Linked DNA regions of Homo sapiens: region 1 is linked to region 2. The links are chromatin loops, found by intact Hi-C in ENCODE. Cell type or tissue: endothelial cell of umbilical vein. All regions are shown on one strand. Links, peaks and the distances in the headings refer to the core of each region. The heading gives the core; the rest is flanking DNA. Region 1 has its middle 76 kb from the start of KL. Region 2 has its middle 160 kb from the start of LINC02344.

Region 1 (5,391 bases), core at 255-5,254, 400 kb after region 2:
GTGAGCCGAGATTGCGCCACTGCACTCCAGACTGGGTGACAGAGCAAGACTCCATCTCAAAAACAAAACAAAACAAAACAAAACAAAAATCACATATACCCCATAAATAGGTACAATTATTATGCACCAATAAAAAAATTGTTTTAAAATGATAGAAGCCATGGAAAGGAAGCCATAAGCCAGGGACACTGTGAAGAGTACTCTAAAGCTAACAAAATCACTTCTATTTTCGATTTTGACTGCTTTGACCCTCCCCATCGTACAGAAGATGGAGAAATAGCTTGATATGGTTTGGATATTTGTCCGTCCCCTCCAAATCTCATGTTGAAATGTAATCCCCAGGGTTGGAAGTAGGGCCTGGGGATAAGTGTTTGGCTTGGCACCCTCCTCACAGTAATAAGCGAGCTCTCACTCTGAGTTCACATCAGATCTGGTTGTTTAAAAGTGTATGGCACCTCCCCTGTCTTTCTGTCTTGCTCCCTCTCTCTTGCTTCCACTCTTGCCATGTGATACGCAGCTTGCCCTATACTTTCTTCCGTGATTGGACGCTTCCTGTGGCCGTCACCAAAAGCTGAGCAGATGTCAGCACCACACTTCCTGTATAGCCTGCAGAATTGTGAGCCAATCCGACCTGTTTCCTTTAGAAATTACCCCGTCTCAGATATTTCTTTATGGCAACACAAGAATGGACTAACACAAAGCTGGTCTTCTAAAAAGTTAACTGTGATTGTTTCTGAAACTAGCACATGCTGAACACCTGTTTACAACAAACAGGAACATTTGCTTCCTTCACGCATTCAATAAACACGTATGAAGCACTCATTGTGTGCTAGATACTTATCTTAGGCATTCAGTGAATAAAAAGATGAATAAAATGAGGGAATAAAACAGACAAAATTCCCTGTCCTCATGGAGCTTATGATCTAGTGGAGAAAGCAGCCAAAAAAAACCTAAATAAATAATTGTCCAGGTAAGCTCTATAGGAAAACAAAAACAAAAGGAAAGAGATGGGCAATGGGAGAGTTGCAGTTTTGGGTAAGATGGTGAGGAAACACCCTACAGAGATCCGATTCAAAACTACACCCTGTCAGAGTTTTCATTTCCTTCCACTCCACTCAAATTGCTAAAACTACACTGGTGGGAATTATCAATTAATCGATTTGCTGATCACCTATGTCTTGTGAAGAAAAAGAAGTTCAGCAACTTAGACACATGCGTCCTCTGAGAACTGTCCTTGCTGATAAAGGACGGCTACATCTTCCCGGGCAGTCAGAAAGCAGGGCCAGCAAGGGATGCACAGATGTGAGAACACCACATGTCCCAGGCCACTCCATTTAATTGTTATGCCTAATGATAATGGGGAAGTCATTGGTTGTCCTGATTTCCAGAAATTGGCATGTCCCAATGGCCACCAGATACTTCAGAGAGTTCTCATATGAGCACTTCTCGTGTGCCCAGGAGCAGGCCCTGTGGATCAGCTTTGTTGTCCTCATCACCCACCCCGTCACCACTGCCCCTGCTGCCAATGACCCTGTCAGCTCACTGCCTGCTGGGCATATCTCCCTTCTGCTCTCTCAACACCGACCAGGCTTTGAGAGGAGACCTGATTCTCCCCTTGACATCTCTCTGTGGAGCTGGTCTGAGTAGGTAGGTATGTTAAATCCCCACAGCACACCTGAGACTAGGCCGTCACTGCTAATAAGACTCAACTAACACACTAGAAGCGTGTTAGAAGTGGAGCATAACTTAAAGCTGCTAATAAAGGTGGCCCCTCTTCGAGCCCATTCACCCAAACCTGGCTTTGGAGGCTCTTATCTATCCGGCCTGTCCTGCCATCCCCTCTATCAGCTCATCCTCCATGCTGAGAAGGAGTGAGCACTTCACCTTGAAGCAAGGGCCCCAGTGATCCCAAGCCCACCTCACTCTAAGGCAGAGTTCCCCCACGTCTTCATAATATGAGAAACATAGAATGTGATGGCAGGAAAAATGTATCACTTCACCTTGGGAGAAGAGCTACTTCCATCTACTTATCTATAGGGTGTGGCTGGACCCTCTGATTCCAGAAGATAATCACACAATGGACTTGCGTTGATTCATTTCCCTAAATCCGGTTACCTCATAGGAAACACCACCCCCTGGTTTCCCACAGGCATAGTCGGAAAGCCAGCCACCACCAGCCCTGCAAAAGTGGGTAGTACTTGTGGCTTCACTGCCTTCCCTTGCTGGGACCTTGTCCTCCCAGCAAGGTAGAGCAAGTTTCTCTTTAGTACCACCCTGTTCCAGAACCCCGTTTCTGTGTGTATCAGTCATCCCACCTGCTGAAACGCTGACTGATGACATTTTAATATGAATGAGTTTCAGACAGAACTATTTCACTACATATTTGCATAATTAAGCCTTTTATCTCTTTATTGGGAATCAGAGGCTTTGTCTCCTGTTACATGGATTTCAGGCATCAGCAGGTAGGTGGGAGCTATTTTTGGAACAATGAACAGCCTGAAATTATACGACCACATACAAAAGCCTAAACCTGAGAGTCGACCTGACCTTGTCTTCTAAGATGATTAGGCTGGGCAGAAGCATTTCTGCCTGCACAGGTCCCTCCTTCTCCTGGGAGGGTGGGGAGCTGCGCATTTCCAGGACAGTCTGGGGAGGAGAAATTTGTCTTGAATTCAGAAGAGCTCTTCCTGGCAGCCTTGCTGACATGACCCTTCCTTCACCTTGTTCCTCTTCTCGTATTCCCTTCTCATGTTCCTCTTCTTGTATTCTTCCGGATTCCCCAAATCCCACCTTTTCTTGTGGAAGAATCCCTAATGCCTTTGTGTTTCAGATTTCCAAGCCCATCAAGCATTTACTGAAGAAATGCCCAAGATTGTGTGTGGTATACACTTTGAGTGAATACCGTAATGCTCAGCTTTGTCAGAAACTTCCTGCCCAAGGAAGACCTCAGAGAATGCCCACATCACCTGACAGAGGTGAGAGCCCAGGGAGAAGGGAGCACATCTCTAAACAGACACAAGCTGAAGATGTTGTATGAGGAAGCACCCAACCAGGGTGCACTGGACCAAAATATAGAACAACTGGATTTTTGTGCTATTGCTTGGTTTTCCTTGTGGTCCTCCAATTTCTCTGTTGCTACCTCATCTACATATTAAAGTAAGAGGAAACAGGCCTAATAATCAATCCTACGATGAGTAGTTAGAAGCCACAGATAAAGAGTCCTGTCTTTCCTGGAGATGGGCAATTCAAAATCACTTGGGAGAAATACACTATCCAGTCATCCGAAATTAAATATGTTCTCTAAAGAGCAGCCACTAGCGGGAAACACCATCATCCATCACCGGCCCCTGCTGGAGCCTCTGTCTGTGAGGCTGAGCCTGGGGCGGCACACAAAAGAACCACAGGTTCCAGAACCATGTTTCTCTTCTAGAACCACAAAAAACAGAATGCCCAACTCAAAAGAAATTGGAAATGGCAAAGGAGGGCACATTTTTATTTCGTTTTCTGCCAGTTTTCAGGGATTCCAGTATAAGCCCACTAGGGTATGCACACAACACAAAAGACATCAGCCAACCCAATGCAAACATCAAACCAGCTATGCAGCATTTCAAACAAAATACAGCCATTATTTGACTGCATTGCTCAATTTTCAGAAGGCTTGTGGCTGTCCTAATCTTCCCCATACATCTCAAAGTTCATACTTTTAAGTCCTCTAGTCCTCATAACTAGATTACTGTACAGGGCTCAGATTATTGCAAAGCAGGCATCAAGCAGAATACTTTTGCATAAAACAAAGGGATTTTAAACACAGTACACACAGCAACAGCTGCTGCTTGGTAGAACTGAATGGGAATGGGAGAGGGGCCTTCTTCCTCTGAGAAGATAGAAAAACACTCTGTAACTTTTGTTCAAGGATTTGGGAGTATAAAACAAACAGCTCGTCGTGTTCCCACATTCCATAGTCAAGATGTTCTGCAGAGATTGGAACTAAACTGCTCAAAGTGACATCAGGAACTATGTAAATCAGGAGGAGAGCCTCTCTGGGGCTATAAATCTCAGGACAAGGTTAAGGTCACAACCCCGGAACAAGGGAATTCAGACCCCTCTTCTGAGAGACTGAGGGCTGAATACTTGCATACTGCTGGACAATAAGAAAATCCTATCAGCAGCAAGCAGGCATGGCACTTTACCAATGAATTTTCCAAGTGGAAATCTGCGGCTTAATGAGGAAGAACCATGGTGAACCAGAACTTCAGATCTAGTATGTTTGTACACATTAGGGGAATCTTTTGAGGCCCTGAATGCTATCTGCTCTTTGTCTTCCTGCCTCAGATCATTACCTACCATACATGGAACAAAATCTCCATTAAGGAAAAAGTGAGCAGACAGCAACAATTCCATGCTGACATGCTCTGGCTCTGTGTCCCCACCCAAATCTCATCTTGAATTGTAATTGTAATTGTAATCCCCATGTGTTGGGGGAGGGAACTCGTGGGAGGTGATTGAATCATGGGGGTGGTTTCCCTGTGCTGTTCTCGTGATAGGGAGTGAGTTCTCATGAGAGCTGATGGTTTTGTGAGGGGCTTTTGCCCGCATTTTCTCCGCGCTTTTCTTCATTCTTCATTCTTCCCCTTCCTGCCGCCATGTGATTTACCATGATTGTAAGTTTCCTGAGGCCTCCCCAGCCCTGCTGAACTGTGAGTCAATTAAACCTCTTCCCTTTATAAATTACCCAGTCTTGGTTATGTCTTTATTAGCAGCATGAGAACTAATACCTGCTATATACCAGGGAATTTTCCTATCTATATATAGACATATACATATACACATGTATATGTACACACATATATCCATATAATTTGATATTATATACAATTTATGTATCAGTCCTCACAAGTCCATACTATTTGTATTTTTTAAAAGAGTAAATTGAGGCACAGAAAGGATGAGAGACTTCCCTGAAATCATCACTCAACTGGGACTGAACTCCAGGCAATGTGGTATTTACTTGTTTGCTGACTTTAGTGAGGAGGGCTCCTCTATGGCAGGACAATGAGATGAACCACCCAGAGTGGAACTCAGGAAGACCCAGGGCAGAATTAGGCTGAATGGATCTTCTAGAGAGTGAAATGAGGAATATAATTGCAAAGAATCTCCATCATGAAGAAAACATTAAGGGCCAGGAGCCTGCACAGCATGACTTCTGATGAGCGCCGGCCCTAAAAAGGTGACGGGGCACATTTGCAGGGACATCTTCCACTTCTTGTTCAGCCATGCAACTTCTGCCCTCCCCAGCACCCCACTGGGAGAGAGAAGATGCTAAGGTGATTCACTGGGGTTCATGGCATTGTTTGCACAGCACATTATTAGCACAGCATTGCCAGGTGTCAC
Region 2 (5,391 bases), core at 261-5,260:
TAATTAGATTAATGATTTGGGAAACTTAAAGGTCTTGGGATGTGATGGGACTCATTCTGAGGTCGTGCTAATTAAGCTAAGCCTGTCTTTTATTCTTCTCAAAATTTGGGAGGATACCCAAGGTCTATTTTCCTTGCCATAAAGAATAACCACAAAGCTGTGAAAATAAGACAAAACAGAGTTCTCTTACAAAATTATCTGTTTGTTATATACTTGAGGTTCAGTTGAGAAAAACGGTACTTGTAGGATAATTGCAACAAAACAGAGAGCAGCTTATCACATAGCCAAAATTTATCCAGAAACGAAACTATATAAAGATTTTCAAAACTCAAGGATCTAATAGAATTTGAAAATTTATCATTTGATGTTGAGACAAAATGGCATACATTTCTTCTTTGTTTAAAAAAACAGCAATGAATATGTATAAACTGTATCATCACTATCATAATCATCATCATGAAATTTAAAAGTACTCTTCTGTATGTGTACCTGTTCCAGTGTTATAGAAAAAGAGTTAAACATGGAAGCCATTTGGATGCTTGATACTTAAAAACATACTATATGTGCCTATGCATACAGGTGATTCAGATGAATTGATATTACACAAATGTCTGACCTAAACAAATTTTTATAACATGTATAAGAAGAGAAATTGCATAATCAAGTGGGATGATAAGTTAGGGAGAGAACTGTATATTAAAAATGATACCATGAGGAAGTTTTTACCATGAGGATATTATGGAAACTGACCAATTATTCTAAATAAATTAATAATAGTAATAGTAACAATAATAATGAGGCAGTGTTAGCTGCAAATGTATTTGCTATTGTAAATACACTTTATTTTTTAATAAAATAAACTGAGTTTATTTTTAATTTATAAAAGAATAAAGTTTATAATTCATATGTAAATTCTATAATGCATATGTAAATTATAAAATTTATACTATAAATTATATTATGTTTACATTAGAAATTATATAAGTATATTATAAATTATATTTAAATAAGTAGAAATTATAAAATCATAAATTAAAATGATTATAAATATATTATAAAAATAAAATTATTTAAATAATTATTTAGTTAATATAATTATATATTAACTATATATAACTATAATTATATTAACTATACATAATTATAATAATCACATATTAACTATATATAATTATAATAATTTATATTCACTATCTATTATAATAATTATATATTAACTATATATAATTAAATAATATAATTATATACAATAATATATAACTATATAATATAATAACATAACTATATATAATTATATGTAATCATTATATAATTATATATTATATAATTATAGTACATTCTAATTGTATAATATTAATTATGTAATAATAAAATGATTATATTATAATACTTGTCTGAATAAAAAATAAATTATATTAAATGTGGAAAGATTATTAGCTCAAGATGAAAATTGATTTAAATCATCCATTATAAAAGAGGCATGGAAAACAGAGAGTAATACAAAACAATTCAAAACCATGCTCCTCTTCCTTCTTACTAGCTTTATTCAAAGAAAATATATACATGGCAAGTATTTGGCAAATATTTCCATCCTGTTTAGAAGATTGGAAATCTGAGACACAAATATTTAAATATTTTACTCAAGACTAATAAGAAAGTAAGTGATCCACATGAAGAAAGTGTTCAAGCTTTCCCGTCCTTTAACTTTAGTTCATGCTGCCCCTTGTAAATGTTTATCATTTATCTTCAAGGCTTTCTCGAATAGTACCATGTATAGAGGAGCTCATATTATTTGATAAGTTAGCATTTTCTTAACAAGTCTCTAATGTAAAAGACAAGTTCAAAATTCCACATTTCCACTGAGCTGTCCACTTAAAATGGTTAAGATGATAATTGGCTTAAGTGATGTCTAAGAAAACCTAATGTGATAGAGTTCTGAATAGTTTTTTAATTGACAGGTACAATCACAAGAATGGATGAAATTGGGAAGTAAATTGGTTTCTGATATTATTCTCATGTGTTGTGTATTTTCTGAAGTATTTTTATGGTGTACATGTAGGAGCTAGAAGTATCTGGCATTACTATACTTGACAGACAAGCTCAAAGTGAGGCCCAGAGCTAGCGGAAGTGTAGGCAGGAAATGGAGTCACTGAGTCATGTCATGGGAATGCATGGTTAGTGAGCATTGATAACATTCAGACAGACTGCACTGTTGATTTTGGAAGACTTGTCGTGGGAACCCTAAGTAGAGTCTTTTGGGGGCGCATTTGTTTTTATGTTTTCTACTGTGTGTAAGTGGTCTGGACTAGTTATTTCTTTTTTTGGTGCAGCAGCAAAGAAAACCGTGACATTGTGACCTCTATAGAGTGTATCATATAATCTCTCTGGCAATTGTCCTAAGTGGCCAACTGGTCATTCTCATTGTGCTAGCTATAGTGAAATAAAAAAAAAAAGTACTGCTTTTTTGGTCAAAAAGCTATTTTCCTGAAGCCTCCATCCAGTTGCATCTGGACTATAATCTTAACAGTCAATCCTGTTGACCACTGTTCTATCTTCAGCAATCTTCTCACTGGTAGTAGACAACGACCAAATGCAGTGTGTCAAAAATAAGCCGGGAAAGCCCATGCAGAAAGGTGGGGGAGGTAGAGCAGGAGAGCCTTAAACTCTGATTGTTCTGATTATAATTCCTTTTCACGCCCATTTCGTCTTGCAAGTGGTGGTTTATTCATTCGAATCAACAAATATTTATGGGAAGCATGCTAAATGCAAGGTACTGCATTTAGGGGCTGAGGACACAATAATAAAATCACGGCTCTCCTGGAATTTAGACTAGTCAGGTGAGGAAACAATAAACAAAGTAAGTAAAATGTGTAGTGTGCTTATTAATGGCAATAAGTGCCCCGGGTGGGGGTGGAGTTGAAATAACATCAGAAAGGGGATACTGGGTGGCCGGAGTGAAGGTTTGCAGTTCTAAAGTGGTTGTTTGGTGAATGTTGCACTGAGAAGGTGGCATTCAAGTCAAATGGGAAGGAAGCATCTGCTCTGCTTCTACACTAGACCTGGAGTTCAGAAAGAATTGGAGCGCTTTCTGTCCCAGTTTCAAAGGAAACTTGGAAGTGAGCAGCTAACTCTGGGTAATCAGGTATCTTGATGAACACAGGGTTCCCAAAGTGGTTTTGCCTTTTTGGGTTTACTACTCTGTCTGATGAGAAACCCGCACCAAGTCGTTTACGGTCTCATCAGAAATGTCATTAACCTGGCACCAACCTGTGGATTTTTTTCATAGCTGTGTTCCACTCAGACCTACCTTTGACCTTGGGTGCAGCCAACAACTGGCCACTTTCTGTGAATGTACAAGTTTAAGTGTGGGGCTGAAGAGTTAGTTAGAGGCTGAGTAAATCCTAGATTTGAATTTTCTTAACTTCAATATTTGTCTTCTTTTGGATATGCATTGTTTTATACAGTTGATCCAGAAAATAGCTACTTTTTAAAAAACTAATAAACTTTAATTTTTAGAGCAATTTTATGTTTACAGAAAAATTAAGCAGAAAGTACAGCATTCCCAAATACTGCGCACCCCCACAGTTTTCTCTCTTATTAACATCTTTCTTTAGGTGTTAATATTCTGTATTATTTATTACTTATTACTAATACTCCCTATTATTTAGATGTTAGTATGCCCTATTATCTGCATTTGCTATGATTGACGAATCAGTATGATACATTATTATGAAGTAAAGCCATTGTTTACATTAGTGTTCACTGTGTTGCATAGTTCTACCGGTTTGGACAAATGCGTAAGCAGCTTTACTGATCACGTGAGATCACTTCTGTGTTCATTCTGGGACTTTGGAGGGGTTGGGATAGTTGAGTGTGATAAATCAGGCCCCAGACAAGATCCCTGAATCTAAAGTAGGGGTTGTGTGAGTGTCTGAGCCTTGGTTCCGCAAGGAGGCTCTGTTGTGATAATGGGTTTATGGTTCCTAAAAGTCAGGTGATCATGGCAAACTTTTTAGCTGTTCCACCCCTAATCACACACATTGCTGATTCCCTCTGGAAAATTTAACCTGCTTGGAAGTCCGTACATCTCCCAGCACCACAGAACCTTGTTCGACAGAAGGAGGATACTTCAGAAAATCTATGCAGTAAGAGATGCCTGTTCTTTTGTTGTGTCATATTTGAAGCAGTTGAATAGTCAAAAGTGCACTTAGCATTTGAGTGACTTTGGCAGTTTAACCTCCATGAAACTCAGCTTTCTCGTTAAAAAGAGACATAATTGTTACTGGAAAGGGGTCCTGATCCAGACCCCAAGAGAGAGTTCCTGGATCTCGCACAAGAAAGAATTCAGGGTGAGTCCAGAGTAAAGTGAAAGCAAGCTTATTAGGAAAGCGAAGAAATAAAAGAATGGCTAGTCCATAGACAGAGCAGCCCCAAGGGCTGCTGGTTGCCCATTTTTATGGTTATTTCTTGATTATATGCTAAACAAGGGGTGGATTATTCATACTTCCCCTTTTTAGATCATATAGAGTCACTTCCTGACGTTGTCATGGCATCTGTAAAATGTCATGGCCCTGATGGAAGTGTAGCAGTGAGGATGACCAGAGATGACTCTTATTGCCATCTTGGTTTTGGTAGGTTTTGTTTGGCTTCTTTACTGCAACCTGTTTTATCAGCAAAGTCTTTATGACCTATATCTTGTGCTGACTTCCTATCTCATTCTGTGACTTAGAATGCCTTAACCATCTGGGAATTCAACCCAGTAGGTTTCAACCTCATTTTATCCAGCCCCTATTCAAGATGGAGTTGCTCTGGTTCACACGCCTCTGACATAATACTTAACTCAGAATCAATGAAATAAGCTCTGGGAAGTACCTAGATCTGGTAGACATTCAGTAAATGATAACTGTATTATTACAATATCTGTCAGGCCTCTGAGCCCAAGCTAAGCCATCATATCCCCTGTGACCTGCACATATACATCCAGATGGCCTGAAGTAACTGAAGAATCACAAAGGAAGTGAAAATGGCCTGTTCCTGCCTTAACTGATGACATTACCTTGTGAAATTCCTTCTCCTGCCTCATCCTGGCTCAAAAGCTCCCTTACTGAGCACCTTGTGACCCCCACCCCTGCCCGCCAAAGAACAACCCCCTTTGACTAATTTTCCTTTACCTACCCAAATCCTATAAAACGGCCCCACCCCTGTCTCCCTTCCTGACTCTCTTTTCGGACTCAGCCCGCCTGCACCCAGGTGATTAAAAAGCTTTATTGCTCACATAAAGCCTGTTTGGTGGTCTCTTCACATGGACGCGAGTGAAAACATTCAATTGTCATCATTTCACTACCAGAGGTTCTTGCATTTAGGTTCCTCAGAAGAATCCTCTGGGACAAC

The links. A loop is a pair of places that touch in the nucleus more often than their neighbours do. Peaks named below come from ENCODE experiments on the same cell type or tissue, not always from the same donor. Only the 100,000 strongest peaks of a DNase experiment are listed, where the experiment ranks them.
Region 1: a loop joins it to region 2, with 14 times the contacts of the local background. A loop is called at or near these places in 1 of 110 quality-filtered maps.

Annotation. Positions count from the first base shown.
Region 1 is chr13:33,089,519-33,094,909 of GRCh38, reverse strand. No RefSeq gene overlaps it. Among named protein-coding and RNA genes, the nearest start is that of KL, 76 kb to the right of the region's middle. RefSeq lists an enhancer at 2,048-2,604. In endothelial cell of umbilical vein, for the core only: no CTCF peak of the experiment used is centred there; DNase peaks (open chromatin) are centred at 2,129 and 3,999; H3K27ac peaks cover 2,984 bases.
Region 2 is chr13:33,491,788-33,497,178 of GRCh38, reverse strand. It overlaps a transcript of STARD13 not described here. Among named protein-coding and RNA genes, the nearest start is that of LINC02344, 160 kb to the right of the region's middle. In endothelial cell of umbilical vein, for the core only: no CTCF peak of the experiment used is centred there; DNase peaks (open chromatin) are centred at 2,188 and 4,568; H3K27ac peaks cover 4,459 bases.